Regions from separate parts of the Mus musculus genome. Here regions 1 and 3 are each linked to region 2. The links are chromatin loops, found by intact Hi-C in ENCODE. Cell type or tissue: heart. All regions are shown on one strand. Each heading gives the region's core, and the rest is flanking DNA. Links, peaks and the distances in the headings are about the cores only.

Region 1 (5,934 bases), core at 1,056-5,055, 620 kb after region 2:
GCCTACCAGGCAAGCACTGTACCAACTGAGTTACATCTTTAGACATTCTTTTGTTTGTTTATTTTTTGAGACAGGGGCATGTTTTGTAGTTTTAGGGTAGCCTAGAATTCACTATGTTGTTTAGGCTGCCCTCAAACTCTTAGCAACCCTTCTGCCCCAGCTCTGCAGGTGCTGGGATTCACAGGCATGAGTGCCTGACTATACATCTTTTAAAATTTCTGACTTATAATAAATTCTGTCTCCTAACTATGTTAAACAAATAGCTACATAGACCAGTGCACACAGGTGCCCACACAGAGGGAGGGTACTACCTGATATGGGGTGCAGGGAACCAAACTGAAGTCCTCTGCAAGAGTAGTAAGGGCCCAATTCCTGAGACATCTCTCTTGCCCCTTAATATTATATTTTAAATATCACCACAGACCTGAAAAGTTACAGTCAGAGCCTGGGCCCTGGCAGCCCTAATTAGTTAGGCGTGACCACCGGTCTTCAATAGGCCAATCAGACAAGTAATAATGAAAAAGAGAAAAGGGAGATTTACCCAATGTGGTGCCACTGGAACGAGGAACAAATAAAGACATACAGTGCCTTCCCCTCAAGTCTATCTTCAAAGAGCCAACATGAGGTTTAGATTTAAATAAAGGGGCTGTAGACACAGCTCAACTGTTAAGAGCATTTGACGCTCTTGCAGTGAACCTGAGTTTGGTTCCCAGCACCCTCATCAGGCAGCTGCTCATAACCACCTATAACTACAGGTTTAGGGGTAACTACAGTTCCAGGGTAACTACAGCTTCAGGGGTATCCAACACCCTCTTCTGGCCACTGCAGACACCTGTGTCCACATGCATGTATGCACACAGAGACACATAATTAAAAATGAGAAAATGGGCTGGTGAGATGGCTCAGCAGGTAAGGGCACTGACTGCTCTTCCAAAGGCCCTGGGTTCAAATCCCAGCAACCACATGGTGGCTCACAACCACCCATAATGAGATCTGACGCCCTCTTTTGGTGTGTCTGAAGTCAGCTACAGTGAATTTATGTATAATAATAAATAATTTTTTTAAATGAGAAAATATTTAAGTATAAGACAGTTGGTTATGTGCATAACTAAGCAGTTGTGATGGAAGTGTGGCCTCCACAGTCCTCACTGTCAGGACTCCAGTTTCTCCTTCAATGTGGTCTGACAAGTTGTCAGACCCGGGTGAAATCTCTACCTGAGAGAGAAATTCCTATAAGGCAAGATCCAGGATTTTAAGCCTTTTTCTTCTCTTAGTGTGAGATTCCTCAGTAAATTCTAATTCCTTGGGGTCTACTGTGTGAGAGGCCTGATAGCCCTAATGGAAGGACATACGTGTCTCAGAATACAAGTGTCTCTTTCCTGCCAGTACAGTTATGGTGGTACACACCTGCAATTCCAGCACTTAGGAGGCAGAGGCAGGAAGATCATGAGTGTGAGGTCATCCTGGGCTATATAATTGAGTTCAAGGCCAGCCTGATCTACATGAGACCCTATTTCAATAAATAAGTCTTTTCCTTTTCCTTCCTTTCTTCCTTATTTTTGTGTTTGAGGCAGGATGTATTCCTGGCTATCCTCGAGCTCAGAGATCCCCTTCCTCTGCCTCCCTAGTTCTGGATTAAAGGCATGTGTCACTGTGTCACTGCTGTCCAGTCAATACATATTTCTCACACGCATTTAGTTTCCACACTCTGGAGGCAGGAGGCAGAGGCAGGGGGGATCTCTGAGATGGGAGGCCAGCCTGGTCTACAGAGCAATACACATACACACACACACAGGTGTATTCATGTGTTTTAGGGCCTAAAGATGACACAATTTTTTTTTCTATTGTGAACAAAAATGGAAAACAGTTCCTTTTTAATTGGAGAAACATTGTTGAACTAACTCAATAAACTTCTAATCTCAAAATTTATACTGTCTTTTTTTTTTTTTAAATCTGTTTATAGAGGGCTGGAGCAGTTAAGAGCACTAGCTGCTCGATTCCCAAGCAGCCACACAAGTACTCAGCAGTCTGTATAGTTCTAGGGTATCTGGTACCCTCCTGAGCTCCTCAGGTACCAGATACACAGGTACTATATAGACATACATACAAGGAAAACACTCAGATATAAAATACTTTTTAAAAAAATCTGTTTACATCATGCTGGGCACGATGGTCCGTGTCTTTAATTCCAACACTCGGAAGACAGAACCAAGAGAATCTCTTGTGAGCTCTTGATTTACATAGTCATCCCAGGCCAACCAGGGCTACAGAGTGATGGCCAGTCTCCAAGGGGTGGGGCTAGGGGTGAACACAGCACAAGCAACAAAAACTATGCTACGGAAAAAAAAATCTATCTTGTCCAGATGCCATTCTTTTGAAATATTATTACTGGGTTGAAGTCACCAAACGATCTACTTTGAAAACAAAACAAACTAGGAAGCAATAACCCGTCTGGCAATTGCTGGAACTTACCCCAATGAAGTCATCGCATCAATCATAAGATCAGCACTCTGGCTGAGTCTGTGCCTCAAAATGTCTGACTCAGACATACTCTGCTTGTTGAAACAAGGTCCGACTCATGCTTCCTAATAAAAATAAAATACTATGCAAAGGAGACATTTTCTGAATTTCAATTCACTTCAAATAAAATTCTACCTGCTCTTTATTCTAGAAAGCAGACTTTGGGCTGGGGAATCAAACTGGAGCTTTTGGTTCATGCTAGGCAAACCAGCTATGTTCCTAACGTTTCCTTCAGTAATATGGTAATAACTCGTAAACCTTTACAGAGTGAAGTTTAATCTGTTAGCGTAGCTAGACTTCTTACTGTACGGAAGCCGGTAGCCTATGCAAACAAAACTGTTTACATGGCCATCCTCGTGACTCCGCATGACAAAGCAATCCGAGCAGTTCTGCTCCTTCCTTGTTGATCTCGATGAGGGAAAAGCAACCACACCCAAAACCTCAGAACCTAGTCCTGAGGTTGAGGTTCTAGGATTAACGGGCCCCTTCCCTTCCTTTGCACAATAGACATCCCAATGGGAGAGGTGGGTGAACCCCGGGTACTGAGTCTAATAGGCATTTCTCCTCTTTCCTTCCTTTGTTTGTAGATTGCTGGGGAGGGAGAGAATCTGTAAGTCCGGCCGGGCTCTGGGCTGGGTCTCTGGCTAAATCCTCAGCTTCCAGCCCGGCAGCCACCCCACTCCCACCCACATCTGGGCCCGTGGGCGGCTAAGCCACAAGACAAAACAACTAAAAACACTGGCTACGGAAGCATCAATGCTCATACTGGAGGGGGCCTGGGCGAAGCTAGAGTCCAGCCAGGGGGAGCAGGGTGAGGTCGCAATTCACCCTGTGGCGTAAAGCCGCCGAGCGATGGGTGCGAGAGAACCACGGGGAACTCGGGACGCGGGGTTCCGGACGCGGGAAGAGAAGACGCCCCTCCCCCACCTCAAGCAGGAAACATCAGTATTTCGCTAAGGCGAGCGCCCGCACATGCGCACTCGGTTACTTAGCAACGTCGACGTTAAACTGCCCGAGAACCGAGCCCAGCAACAATCGAGCGGCCCGCGACCTCCACCAATCAGCGTCGGCCTCATCTTTGACTCCTCACCAATCAGCGCTGGCGCCGCAAGGAGGTTTCCAGAGCTTTCGAGGGAGGGCCCTTTAACTTGGATTCATCCGCGTGATGATTTTTTCAATTTTTTGCACGAGAGGAGACGAGACGCCGGGAATACAGTGTCTCTCGTTTGGTAGTACTCTTTTCTTTGGTTCTGAAGAATCGGGAGCTCGGCAAAAACGCCTAATTGGTCTGGGGGAGGTGGGGGCCCGCGGAACTACTTTCGGTGGCGCAGGAAGACAACAGCTACGTAGGAGTGAGCAGTCACGCAACAGACGCTGCATAAATAGCGGCTCGCGCGGCCACTGAGCTCAGTGACGAGAGGCTTTGTCCGGTTCGGCGGTCTTTCTGTGAGGGTGTTTCGACGCGCTGGGCGGTTTGTGCTTTCATCACATTTGTTAACAGGTATTTGTCTACGGCGTTTGAATCATGGGAGGATTTAGAGAGGGGGCTTACGTGGTGCTAAGCGGGCCTTTTTTTTCTTGGGGTGGGGGAGGGGAGCGAGGTGACGTGACGCGGCAACGGGCCTTCCGGGAAGAGTGGGCCTTGGTCGCGTGCGCGGAGCGGGGGCGGCCCTGGCGCGCGCGCCAGGGAGCTTAACGGACGCTTAACCGATGGAGAGTCCATCGTGGTTATTTCAGTGGGGGGAGGCAGAAAAGAGGTACTTCTCACTCGGGCATTGTTTATTACTTGAATTTTTATCGATGGCTTCTGGTCTGGATATTTTTTATTTTCAATTTATCATGTCTATTGTTAGCGAACTTGGATGCCCCGCAGTTGATGAATGTTCCAAATGCCAGTTTAGTGTTTTGGAAAGGTTTAGCAGTTTGAAACCATGACAAAACAGGTTTTATGTTATGACAAAAAGGGGAGGAGTTTTGAGTAGAAGTATTTTGTAGGGAATCGAAGATTTTAGTAGGCTTTTAAATTTTTACCTTTTAAATTCAAGGTCAAAATGCAGATCTTCGTGAAGACCCTGACCGGCAAGACCATCACCCTAGAGGTGGAGCCCAGTGACACCATCGAGAACGTGAAGGCCAAGATCCAGGATAAAGAGGGCATCCCCCCTGACCAGCAGAGGCTGATCTTTGCCGGCAAGCAGCTGGAAGATGGCCGCACCCTCTCTGATTACAACATCCAGAAGGAGTCAACCCTGCACCTGGTCCTTCGCCTGAGAGGTGGCATGCAGATCTTCGTGAAGACCCTGACCGGCAAGACCATCACCCTGGAGGTGGAGCCCAGTGACACCATCGAGAACGTGAAGGCCAAGATCCAGGATAAAGAGGGCATCCCCCCTGACCAGCAGAGGCTGATCTTTGCCGGCAAGCAGCTGGAAGATGGCCGCACCCTCTCTGATTACAACATCCAGAAAGAGTCAACCCTGCACCTGGTCCTCCGTCTGAGGGGTGGCATGCAGATCTTCGTGAAGACCCTGACTGGCAAGACCATCACCCTGGAGGTGGAGCCCAGTGACACCATCGAGAACGTGAAGGCCAAGATCCAGGATAAAGAGGGCATCCCCCCTGACCAGCAGAGGCTGATCTTTGCCGGCAAGCAGCTGGAAGATGGCCGCACCCTCTCTGATTACAACATCCAGAAGGAGTCAACCCTGCACCTGGTCCTTCGCCTGAGAGGTGGCATGCAGATCTTCGTGAAGACCCTGACCGGCAAGACCATCACCTTGGAGGTGGAGCCCAGTGACACCATCGAGAATGTGAAGGCCAAGATCCAGGATAAAGAGGGCATCCCCCCTGACCAGCAGAGGCTGATCTTTGCCGGCAAGCAGCTAGAAGATGGCCGCACTCTCTCTGATTACAACATCCAGAAAGAGTCGACCCTGCACCTGGTCCTCCGTCTGAGGGGTGGCTATTAATTATTCGGTCTGCATTCCCAGTGGGCAGTGATGGCATTACTCTGCACTCTAGCCACTTGCCCCAATTTAAGTTTAGAAATTACAAGTTTCAATAATAGCTGAACCTCTGTTAAAAAATGTTAATAAAGGTTTTGTTGCATGGTAAGCATATATGGTGTCACTTGTGAAATTCTGTGGTGGCTTGGGTGGTGGGGGCTCTTAACTGATTATTTTGGGCATGATTTAACTAAAGATTGGTCTTGACTAAAATATGCATCATTTACAGCTTATACTTGTATGACATCGCAATTTTGTTTAGTTAATGGCAAAGCCTTAATGTCAGTTTGCCACAGAAGGGGTGGGGCTTGCCATACAGCCTTTGTAACTTTGCTTATTTAAGTACTTTTTTAAATTGGTGGTTTGGGGGGTCTCTAGGTCACACTGATTTGCATATGATTGCTTGGGT
Region 2 (5,934 bases), core at 1,070-5,069:
TACAATTGTTTCCATTTTGTTGTGGTGTGTGAGTGGTTTGCCTACATCTATACATGTAGATGCCAAGTGCCAAGGAGGCCAGAGAAGAGTAGGGGAGTCCCTGGACCTGGAGTTACAGATGGTTCTAAGCTGCCATGAAGGTTCTGGGAACTAAACCCAGGTTCTGTGTAAGAACAACATAAGTTCTGAAGGGCTGAGCCACCTCCAGCCCTCTTTTCCTGATTTTAGATTTACCATTTTTAATGAAATATGATAAACCTCTAACAAGAAAGAAAATTAAATTGAAGGATCTTTATGAGGCTGTTTTCAGAGGTTGGGTGTGGTGATACATGCCTATAATCCAAATACTAAATTAGAGGAAGAAGAATGTCCACAAGGTCCCCATCTCAACAGGAAATGCTAAGGCCAGGACTACAAAGCCAGACTGTCTTGACTCCCAACCCCTCAAAAAGGTTGTTTCTAGCTCTCTTGCCACATTCAATCTCCAGAAATCATCTGGAATAATCTTTTTACTCCTTAAGTACATTTATTTATTTTGTGGGAGTGGATGTACCACACAGCACATGTGTGGAGGTCAGAGGACAACTTAATGGGAGTTACTCTTTCCCTCCACCATTGTGGGTCCTGGGGCTCTAACTCTGATGGTTAGGCTGCACAGCAAGGGTCTTTATCTGCTGAGCATCTGGCTCTAGAATAAACTTTCTAAGCAAATAATCAGATCACCCTTTATTGTAAGGTCACCTCTCTTCAAAAGCTTTACAATATATTCTCTCTGCATTTGGAATAAAACTCTCGATAATGTGGTGTCTGCCTATCTGCTTCTCTATGCCTCAGCCACAGTGGCCACCTTGCCTTTCCTAAAGGGCACCAGCTCTTTATTCCTGGTACCTCCAGTGTCTTTCCTGACCTCTCTAAAGTTACATTCTACTACTGATCCTCTAGTTTTACGTTTCAAGGTTACATACTGAATTCTTCTAACATCCAACCAAAATAGGTTTTTCTTCATAAATTAGTCTTTCATTACACATCATTCAATTTGTAAGTATATACACACTTTTTTTTTTGGCCTTATTTATTGCCTGCCTTCAGCATCAATGAGTTTCATAGGTACAGAGACTACGTCCATATAACTATTTCATGACACCCTAAGACAGTGTCTGGCAGACTGGACACTCGACAGTGTGTGTTAAATGAACAGACAGAAGTCTGTTGTTCAACTTGAATTAGTCCCATACTTAGAATGCATTCCCCCCCTTAAAAAACAAGCACCACAACACTGTCAACCTAGGTACATTAACAACTCCAGAGATATTAAGACACTTTACTGATAAAGCTTCCTATTATTTACCAGTTTCATTCATTCCCTCACCTAGCATCAACAGACAGCCTCAGTCCTATGAGGCCTTTAGGAATCATCTGATTCTCAGCTGGAAAAAAAGTGGGTTAACCGGCTGTTTCGGGTTACAGAGTTTATGAAAAAGCTATCACGTGAATACAAGTCTGATTTGGTGTTATGTTTAAAAAAAAAAAAGTCTGTCTGATACATCTTCTCAGTAAGAATGAAGAGATACAACCACCTCCACCTAAAGAGATTTGATTGATCAATTTGTGTATGTATATTTAATGAAATACCATAACCCTTTCCAGGATCAAAATCACCTTGCCTCTACTTTAAAAACTAAGTAAGCTTTTACAACTGGACATCCGAAATCTAAGTAGTTCGTTTATAGTAGCAGCAACGGTCTCAATAATTAGTAAAGTTGCTCAATCATCAAAAGCAGTAGTCTTCTGAATACGGAACTTCAGTAGTAAGAAATTTTATTTTAGGAATAACAGTGGGCCCCCTTCCGCTCTCCACCCCCGCCCCCAAAAGAGGAAACTAGAAAATAGCGCTAGTTGAAGAAATAACAGTTGCACGTGGTTTTAGGTATAACCCCCCCCCCCCAATATTCGGAAAAGTCAAGACTTCCTATAAGTAAAGGGATTTCCTTGATCTTCATCCACAGTGCGCGCGTGGATCACACACACATACAAACCTCCAGAAACCAAACACACCAGGAAAACCTTTTCTTTAGCCAACAGGTGTTAATTTCTATGGGTTTAAGCAGACACTTTTGGCCCAAAGCGACAATGCCCCTCGACCTCGCTTGAGGAGGCCACCTTCTTCCCTGCGGAGTCCCGGGCAGCACACTGCACCGCGGGTGTCGGCGCCGAGGCCGAGCGGCTCATCGAGAGCCTCGCGGCCGCCCTGACAAAACCCTTGCAGGTTTGCTGCCCCACCGCTGCCCGAGACCCGGCTCACCCCCCGCCGGCGACCCCTCGGCTACCTTTCCGCCGGAAGAAGGACATGGCGGGGCCCGGGTCGGGGCGGAGGGCGCGGGGGGAGTGTCGCGGGGAGGGCCCGGCTCCCCTCATTCAGCAGCTGGCCGGGACTTCCGGGGCCGCAGGAGCCGCTGCACTAGTCCGAAAACAGCCCCTTCTTCCGGGTGTGGGCGCTGCCGCCACCTCGGGATGCCCCGGCAGCTGCTGCCGCCATGTTATCAACAAGCCACCCGCTTAGAGTTCCGGTCCGTCCGCGCGCGGGGCTTCACGGGAGGCCCCGGCCCCGCCTCCTCCTGCGCACCTCCTCCCGCGGGGCCGGGGCGCGCGCCCGCTCAGCCCACGTGACCTGGCGTCCTCGAGTCCGCGAGCCCTTCCCCCTGGAGGCTTCGGATGACAGCGTCTCTTTGCTGAACCTCCTCCTCTTCGGGAAGCCCCCGCCAGCACTGCTGCGCAGCCTTTTCGCGGAATCTTGCTAAATGCCGCAGGCTGCTTGGCAGCTTTACCCTGCCAGGTCCCCGGGGGATGCAGGCGAGCCTGCAGGACGAGGAGCTGCTCTTATGTAGCTCCCGAAGCTCCCTCCCTCAAAGTGACCTCAGGAAGGAAGGAGAAAAAGAGTGGTAGGCTCATTTTCAGATGAAATCCCTACAGATGCTCAAAACAGAAAGAGCCAGCAACCTGAGCCTCAACAGAGGGCTATTTCTTCCGTTCTTATTCGAAAGCCACCTTCCTATAAATCTTCTGGCTTTCTTAAAGCTTACCCACCTTTAGCGCCCTGGATGGATGGCCACTATAGCTACAACTACTGTCAAAAGCGAACCAGGAACTCGTGATGCACACAGTTGCTGATTTTTATGTTGGATCAGCAAAGTCTACCTGAGACAGAAGGAAAAACAAGTGCAGAAGCGGCAACTTGCCTGATTATTCGGTGTGTTAAAACAGGAACTAAGTAAAGCCTGGAGTCTTAACCATATTATTAGAGCAGGTTAATAAGTTTGCTAGTTTTGTTTCCAAGCCTGTTTGCTAAATGATGAAAAACCATCATAGCTAAACTTATTTATAACATCGTGCACAGATACCATACTAAACCCTCCAGGTTAGTAACAGTCTTTAAACTTGCTCTTGGTATGGAGGAAACTAGGCCAGCTTTCAAGGTCACGCTGGGCAGGAACTGAAAAGGAGAGCAGGGCTGTGGTTGCCCCATGTGAGGTAATGGTGTGGAGGTCTGAGATGATTTGGAAATGAATATTACACTCTGGGCATACCCCTCCCCTATTCCCACCCACTGCCCACCCTTGAAAACCTTTCCTTGCCTAAGAATATTAAGGCAAGCCAGGGGAGGTGCTCTGGTGGTGAAAGCCTTTAACACACTTGGAAGGCAGAAAGAAGCCAGTGGATCACTGAGTCCCAGGTCAGCTTGATTTACTTAGGGAATTTTAGGCCAAGGTGAGACTGTGTCTCAAACAGATAAAAACAAAACAAGGCGTTGAACGATGGCTTAGCAATTAGGAGCACAGACAACACTTGCAAAGGATCCACAGTTAGAGTATCTACTCTGTTCTTAGGCAGAATGGGTGGTGTGTCTTACATTATTCCTTTGCCTTTCCCTTCTGGAGTTCCAGTCTTGGCAGAGACTGTTTTGTATTTGTTAACTATTGGTTAGCTGATCAGGGCAGGAGGAACACCAGACGAATGAGTGAGAAAAATCCCTTAAATGAGCAAAAAGTCAATGGGGTTGAGGGGAGGGCTCTGGCTCCATTAGGATTTCTAGAATCCTTACTCATTCTCTCAGGCTAAATAAACATAAATCAGTGTTGAGGAAGTGTTTTTCAACTCAATTTCCAATGAGGTTTATTCTTTGAGCCCCCCCTACCAGAGATTCTGGAGTTGCTTTTATTCTCTGTGAGAAATAGATTGTTACAGTCCATTTACAGATAAGAAGAAAGCAATAGGCCCCCTAGCTGGTGGCTGGTGCAGGCTTGTCACAGAACTCTAAAAAAGTTACAGGTAGTCTGCTACCCTATTGCTCATGGTCAGAAAAGGAGGAGGGGTGCTATCTCAAGCCCCAAACTATTCATTAGATAAGGTTTTGTGTCCTAAAACAATAACATGGGAAATTTGGGAAAGGGGCAAGTTCTAGCCAATGGAGACAAGAATAGAATTAGAGGGAACTTAAAACCCCTCCAGATTGGGGGGACCTTAAAAATCACTGCCTTGTACCAAAGCATTGCACCAGAAATTTTTGACTTTTCTTTTTGCTGGCATCCCTTTCTGCAGAATTGTATATTTAAAAACTGCTTCGTTTTGTTAGTTCCTTGAATAAGTTTTATTATTTCCACTATCTCTCAGACAGCTAGACATAGCAGTCAGCTAATCGAAATCATTATTTACTAAGAACTTGTGATGTACTCTCTATGTTCCTAGCACTTTACAATTAAGACTTTTCATAATCCTTCACACATACACCTCACCACCACCCCACAAGAGATCCTGCCACCATCATGTCTTGTTTATAGAGGATGGTTTGGGTTTCTTTGTAATGACCTAGGATCTCAATGGTAATACAAGATAGAGAAAGGAAGGAAGGAAGAAGGGTTGTTGGTGAAGCTGTGACTCCCACTTCAGGAAGTCTTACTGTAGTTATAACCACTCCAGACAACTTGTACCTGCTTTGGAAGACCCCAATCTGGGCAAGATATGCTCAGAACTGTAGAACTCAAAAGAAGTAGGTGAGGACACCTGATGCCCTGTTCTGGCCTCTGCATGCACACACACACACACACACACACACACACACACACACACACACTCACACACACTCACACACACACACACACACACACACACACAGAGAAGCATGTTTACCCCTAACATAGAGGTCCAGTTGTAGGTGATCAAACAAATCAGTTAAAAATAAAGTTAAAGCTCAAAGGTTGGATAAGTCCCAAGATATTTCTGTCAGCCCTTGCCCTGCTGTGTCACATGACAACAACAATTATGCACTCTTGCTTCTGAACACACAAAACACGATGCACTTAGGAATCTGAGGGAGTACTTTCCCACATAGAACTCCACCAATAAATGATGCTTGAAACCCCTCAGATCAGAGTTAAGACTACTGGATATTATGAATTGCAGTGTTATTTACTGTACTTATCAAGTTTCCTGATGCTATAGAAATACAATGTCTTCACTGTGGAAAACAAAGTGTTCAATATTTCCTACCATCATGCCACAGCATGGAAATATCAAAGTAGTGTATCTTTGGATTGTGTTGTGTTAGAACATCTGATTTTCAAATTTTCTGTTTGATTTTCTTATATATATATATATATATATATATATATATATATATATATATATGCCGTTAACAGAGAGATTCTCAAAAACTCAGAAATGGCCCCAAACATGCATAGTTTGTTGTACTATGCCTTTAGGCAAAGCGGCAGTGTAACAATTACAAAATCAAAATATTCAATTCTGACAGACATTGATGATGCTTTTTGTCTTACAGTATTAAATATTTAGCCAAGATTTAATTCTTTGTGTAAAAACAAAAAAGCATACCCGTCTTGTATGTGTGCCAATTTGCTTTCATTTTAAATAAATGGTAAA
Region 3 (5,934 bases), core at 1,056-5,055, 1.4 Mb before region 2:
CCCAGGTACTTTGCAGACTAAGCATCTCTCCAGCCCTACATTGTCTTAAAGGCACTTGGGAGAAGTTTCATTTGGTAAACCTGAGTTCAGCCCCCAGAATCCAAGGTTTTTGTTTTTGTTTTTTAAATAAGTAGACAACTGTAATTTTGCGACTGGGGAGGCTAAGACAGGATTCCCAGACCAGCCTAGCCTACTTAGCAAGTTCCAGGCCAGCAGAAGATCCTGTCTCAAAATATGGTAGGCAGCACTCCAGTAATAATACCTGAGGTTGGCTTTGAATATGCATGTCACAATGTACCTACACACAAATGCACTGCACACACATGAACACACATACATAAAGGTAAGTTTAAGAGGCAAAGGTAGGAAGATCTGTTCAAAGGCATCCTCTGCTATAGAACAAGACCTTGTCTCAAGAAACAATATCAGGGAGGGGCAGGAGAGGATTGGGAGTGACAATGGAAATCACCAGGGTCATCTCTGGTGACTAGCTGGAGGCCTGGGACTGGAGACGATACGGGGAGTCTATGGGGTGACTCTAGCTGAGATTTCTACCAGAGGGGGATATAAAGTCTGAAGTGACTGCCTCCTGTAGCCAGGCAGGATTTTGTCTTGCCCACAAGATGTGCAGGGATAAAGATGAATCAGAGACTGAGGGAACAGCCAACCAATGATTGCTCCAACTGGAGAACCATTCCATGTGAGAGAGAGCTGGCCCAACACTACTAATGATACTTTGCTATGCTTGCAGACAGGAACCTAGTGTAACTGTCTCCTGATGAGGCTTCATCCAGCAGATGGAGGCAGATACAGAGACCCTCAGCCAAACATCATGAGGAGTCCAAGGAGTCTTGTGGAAGAGTTGGGGATAGAAGTGAGCAAGGAAGAGGGTTCAAAGACACCATGAGAAAAACCACAGCATCAACTAACCTGGGGCCATGGGGCTCACAGAGCCTGGGCCACCAACCAGGGAGCATACAGGAGCTGGACCTGGACCCTACACATTTGTAGCAAATGTGCAGCTTGGTCTTCATGTGGGTCCCCTAACAAGTGGAGTGGGAGCTGTCTGGGTCTGTTTCTTGCCCTTCCCCCTACCTGGACTGCCTGGTTAGGCCTCAGTGGGAGAGGATGTGCCTAGTTCTCCTGGGACTACATGTCCCAGGGTGGGGTGCTACCCAAGGCGGGGGCTACCCTTTCTCTGAAAAGAAGGGAAGTAGGCAGTGGAGGGAGGGATTTGTAAGGTTGGGACTTGGATGACAGAGGGGAGCTGTGTAGGGATGTAAAGGGGGGAAAAAGACAAATAAGTAAAATGTAAAAAACAAAAAAACAAAAACAAAAACCAGGGTCTTTAATCCCAACACTCGGGAGATAAAGGCAGTCGGATCTCTGTGAGCTCAAGGCCAGCCTGGTCTATAGATCAAGCTCCAGACAGCCAAGACTACACAGAGAACCTCTATCTTGAAAGAAACAAAACAAAACCAACACAAACCAACCAACCAACCAAACAAACAAATTTTACTATGTGCCATGCCCTGGATAAATGCTAACTCATTTAATCCCTAAAATATCCCAGTGAGGCTGGTATAATTATGAAATTGCTGCTGGAGTGCGGACAGTATTGGACTTGTGCAAGTGGCCTTGTGAAGTTCAACCCAGGCAGCCTGGCTTTTTCCCCACAGGATCTGGGCTTGACTAAAAAGCACAGTCAAGGAGAAAACACCCTGGGATTGGAGAGTTCAACCTATGGGATAGTCGCTTAAAAAAAAAAAAATCTTTTTCTGAGGCAGTCTATGTAGCCCTGGCTGGCCCTGAACTCCTGAGGTACATACACACACACACACAAAACTTAGTGCTGGGTTTAAAGGTGTGCACCGTACCCAAAGAGGGTCATTTTTGCCTGGGTGAGCAGAGCTGGGGACCTTAGCTATTAGGTGCATCTGGGTGCAGTGGTAAAGAGCTCCCGCCATGAAAGGCAGATCAGAGGCTTAGAGAGCTGGGCTCCTGAAAAGCTTCAATCTGCCCAGGCAAACTGCTCAGGTAAGAGACCCACCAGGTGTTCACACAGTACAGACCGGGCTCAAGTCCAGTTCAGCTGGCTTTGCCCTTCAGTCCATCTTCTACCTGCAGCTGCCCTTCCACCCTCTCTCTGTCACCTGGGCCCAAGGGGCTGCCCCGGGAATCCCCAGACCCATTTCCCTTTTGTCTGCCTGCTGTTTGGGAGAGAGGGTGGCCTGGATTCCCTAATTTCTTGGCTTTCCACTCCACAAACTTTTCCAAGTTACCACACAGTCCCCACTTTCCAACAGAGACTGCTGCCACCCTCAGTTTTCAGATTAGAAGACTGAGGTCTGGATGCTGTATCAGCAATCCTTCTGCTGCGTCATTCCATCCTCACAACCACCGTTCGAGGTAAGTACTGGTTCCTGGTTTTACACACCAGACTCTGGGATGCCTGGAAGACAAGGGGTGAGCTGTGTGACAGACACTGTAGATGGACAGGCATTACAGATGACAGACAGCATGGACAGCCAGGAGGGGCGGCGATATATGAAAATCTGACGGAGTATCAAAGACTGGAAAAGGGACTGGGAACCAGAAAAGGAAGCTGGAATTCATCTTGGGGAGGTTCAGAGCAGAACCTCTTTGCTATTCCTATTTGCTGGAGTGCCCAGGGACCTCCAGCACGGCTAAACCTTTGTTCAGGCTTTCTCCTCCGCTTCAGGATTTTTTATTGTTTGGGTTTGTTGTAGTTGTTTTGAGACAGAGGCTCGCTGTGTAGCCTAGGTTGGCATCCAATTTGTGAGCTATCCTCCAACCAGTCTCCAGAGTGCTGAGACGCATTTACCATCCCACTGTGCAATTTATTTATTTTCTGTCTGAAGAATATTTCCAATTTGGACCGATCCGTGGTAAATCTGCGCCCTTCAGACAGGAAAGCCTTTTTGTCGCCCCCTATAACAACGCCCAACCCCAGTAGGAACGTGACGTGCCCGTGCGCGTGCCCGCGGCTGCGCGACCCGTGGGCAGTCCCGGGACGTGACTTGTGGAACGTCCGCTTCGGGAAGCGATGGCGGCGGGAATGGGGTGTGGGTGCCCGGACCGCGCGCCTCCAGCTTTTGTTGTCCTGGCTTGCTCCACAGTTTGGGCCTGATGCTCTCCTGCCCGTAATTTTAACTTTCCACTGTTTCCGAAGCTTCACCGGAGTCCTGAGGGCTTTTCGTCGCCGAGAACTCCATTCAGGCACTTACTTAGCCACCCATTCACTCTTCAGGGGTCCTCGAGCTTCTGCCCGAAGCTAATTAAGTGATGGACGCAGTAGCCAAGGAGACTAGTTGATTGACAAGCATGATTTACCAACCGACTCTGGAAACTCCAGTCCGTGTTTGCCCAACGCGTGGCCGGCAGTCCAATTAAGAAAGTGGAAGCTCCAAAGGGGGCGGTCACGGGGCGGACTGGGTTGTGGCGATTCCCGAGGATTTGTGCGCTGGAAGCTGAGGCGTCTGCGGGCATCCGCACGATGCCGTGACGCGGCAGCGCTGTCCAGTGGACACCGCGAGCACACTCCGGCGGGTGGAGTCCCTCGGCCCCGGAGGCGGCTTGGCGTGCAGGCAAATTGTTGTTTTCGGGAGCTGTTCTCGAAGCTTTCCGCGGGTGGGGGGAGGGGCGGCGGCCGACGAGCGGGCCTCGTCTGCGCATGCGCCGGCCTCTCCGCCGACTGGGCGGCACGCACGCGCATGCTCAAAGTACGTGGAGTCTCGTGGCCGCCGGCAGTGCGCACGCGCGTCGAGAAGCCCGCTAAGGAGCGGCGCTGTCGGAGGTCGGGCGGGCTGGCGGTGACGTCGTGAGGAGAGCTTTAAAGTGCGGGCCGGGCCGGGCGTCTGAGGGTCCGACCGGGAGTCTGGCGGAGTCTTGGCCGAAGCCCTCCGCGGCATGAGGCGCTGCCGGCGCCTTTTTCCCTCAGGACGCGGAGAAGGTGGAGGAGGAGGAAGCCCCGCTGTAGCTGGTGCTGCATGACCGACCGCGGCTGAGGTTCGACCCCTTCCCGGCCCCTCTACGCCTACCCCTTTGGTCCCTTGAGCCACGCATGGGGGCCTGGCACTGAGGACCCTCGCTTCCCTTTCGGGTCCCTTTCGGGTCCCCTGAGAGCCATGCCGGACCGCCGCGGAGGACCCTAGAGTTGAGTTGGCGGGGGCCATGGCGGCCGCCAGCGGCTACACCGACCTGCGGGAGAAGCTCAAGTCCATGACGTCCCGGGACAACTACAAGGCGGGCAGTCGGGAGGCCGCCGCCGCTGCGGCCGCCGCCGTGGCTGCCGCTGCCGCTGCCGCGGCCGCCGCTGAGCCTTACCCGGCGTCCGGGACCACCAAGCGGAAATACCAGGAGGACTCGGACCCCGAGCGCAGCGACTACGAGGAGCATCAGTTGCAGAAGGAGGAAGAGGCGCGCAAGGTGAAGAGCGGCATCCGGCAGATCCGGCTCTTCAGTCAGGATGAGTGCTCCAAGATCGAGGCCCGCATCGATGAGGTGGTGTCCCGCGCCGAGAAGGGCCTGTACAACGAGCACACGGTGGACCGGGCCCCCCTGCGCAACAAGTACTTCTTCGGCGAGGGCTACACGTACGGGGCCCAGCTGCAGAAGCGCGGGCCGGGCCAGGAGCGCCTCTACCCGCCGGGCGACGTCGACGAGATCCCGGACTGGGTGCATCAGCTGGTGATCCAGAAGCTGGTGGAGCACCGCGTCATCCCCGAGGGCTTCGTCAACAGCGCGGTCATCAACGACTACCAGCCCGGCGGCTGCATCGTGTCCCACGTTGACCCCATCCACATCTTCGAGCGCCCCATCGTGTCCGTGTCTTTCTTCAGCGACTCGGCACTTTGCTTCGGCTGCAAGTTCCAGTTCAAGCCCATCCGGGTGTCGGAACCTGTGCTTTCTCTGCCGGTGCGCAGGGGGAGCGTGACTGTGCTCAGGTAACACACCTGGGAGGAGGGGCTGGCCCTGCACCCTGCCGCCTAAAAGTGTCCACCCGGTTCCGGGGAAGCCACAGCTGGCGGGAGCCGGTTCTTATTATGGTTCTGACTCGCCTTTTTTCTTTTTGCGTGCAAACCATAGGAAGCTTGTGTCTGAAACTCATAGCAGGATAAGACTAATGTGGAATTGTGTACCTGCAGGCAGGTTTGAAGTGGCCATAGTAGCTTATCTGAGAATTCATCTGAAAGCATCTTTCTGAAGACTAGCATAGGAGTTCGAGTTCTATGAATGTGGTCTCCTTGTCTTGCATTTTGTTTTATCGTTTTGGGGGTGGGGATGGGGTGAGGGTCTCAGGTCGCCCAGGCTAGCCTTCAACCTTCTACACAAAGGAGGATGATCTTGAATGTCTGATTCTCCTGTCTTGGCCTCCCAGGTGCTGAGATTACAGATGTGCACTGGCCAGTTTTTTTTGTTGTTGTTGTTGTTGTTGTTGTTGTTGTTGTTTTTTTTTTTTTTTTTTTTTTTTTTTGGTGGTGCCTAGAGAATGAACACAAGGCTTCATGTTTTCCTTTTGGTTTAAAGCAAATCACTTTCGGTTTTGGACCTCATTTCCATATCTTAAAAACCTGTGCTTAACTAAAGTTTTCCCTGTTTTGTTAAGTTTATCTAAAAGTTTTCTCTGTTCTGTTTTTTTTTTTTTGTTGTTGTTTAACAAAATGTAATGGATTCCTTAACAGAAAATGCAGAGTCCTTGACTTTTGGGGGATTTTTGATATAGATTTCTCCATTCTCAGGAAGAATGATTTTTTGGTATTGAACATTGTAATGGTTTGGCCAGAAATAAGTGCAGCATGCTCTTAAAATTCTTGCTTAGTTTTAGGCCTCTGTAGGACACTTTGTAGAAATGCCATAGCAGTTATGGGGATCCAGTAAAACAAAATACAGCTGGTTTGCTGACCTGGTGTT

What was found. Peaks named below come from ENCODE experiments on the same cell type or tissue, not always from the same donor. Only the 100,000 strongest peaks of a DNase experiment are listed, where the experiment ranks them.
Region 1: it touches region 2 in a loop (4-fold over the local background); 1 of 42 quality-filtered maps calls a loop at or near these places.
Region 3: it touches region 2 in a loop (17-fold over the local background); 1 of 42 quality-filtered maps calls a loop at or near these places.

What each region holds. Positions count from the first base shown.
Region 1 is chr11:62,547,575-62,553,508 of GRCm38, forward strand. Ubb (ubiquitin B) reads left to right here and starts at 3,597. Exons shown (of 2, transcript NM_011664.4): 1 at 3,597-4,021; 2 at 4,566-5,639. The coding sequence starts at 4,572. The coding sequence ends at 5,489. In heart, for the core only: no CTCF peak of the experiment used is centred there; DNase peaks (open chromatin) are centred at 2,287, 2,927, 3,477 and 3,907; H3K4me3 peaks cover 2,695 bases; H3K27ac peaks cover 2,653 bases.
Region 2 is chr11:61,927,662-61,933,595 of GRCm38, forward strand. It overlaps Akap10 (A kinase (PRKA) anchor protein 10), which reads right to left and starts at 2,596. Exons shown (of 15, transcript NM_019921.3): 1 at 2,328-2,596. The coding sequence starts at 2,415. In heart, for the core only: a CTCF peak has its summit at 2,704 (motif pointing left); a DNase peak (open chromatin) is centred at 2,680; H3K4me3 peaks cover 2,602 bases; H3K27ac peaks cover 2,330 bases.
Region 3 is chr11:60,534,229-60,540,162 of GRCm38, forward strand. Alkbh5 (alkB homolog 5, RNA demethylase) reads left to right here and starts at 3,455. Exons shown (of 4, transcript NM_172943.4): 1 at 3,455-4,967. The coding sequence starts at 4,195. In heart, for the core only: a CTCF peak has its summit at 2,946; DNase peaks (open chromatin) are centred at 3,033, 3,413, 3,753, 4,663 and 3 weaker places; H3K4me3 peaks cover 3,275 bases; H3K27ac peaks cover 3,577 bases.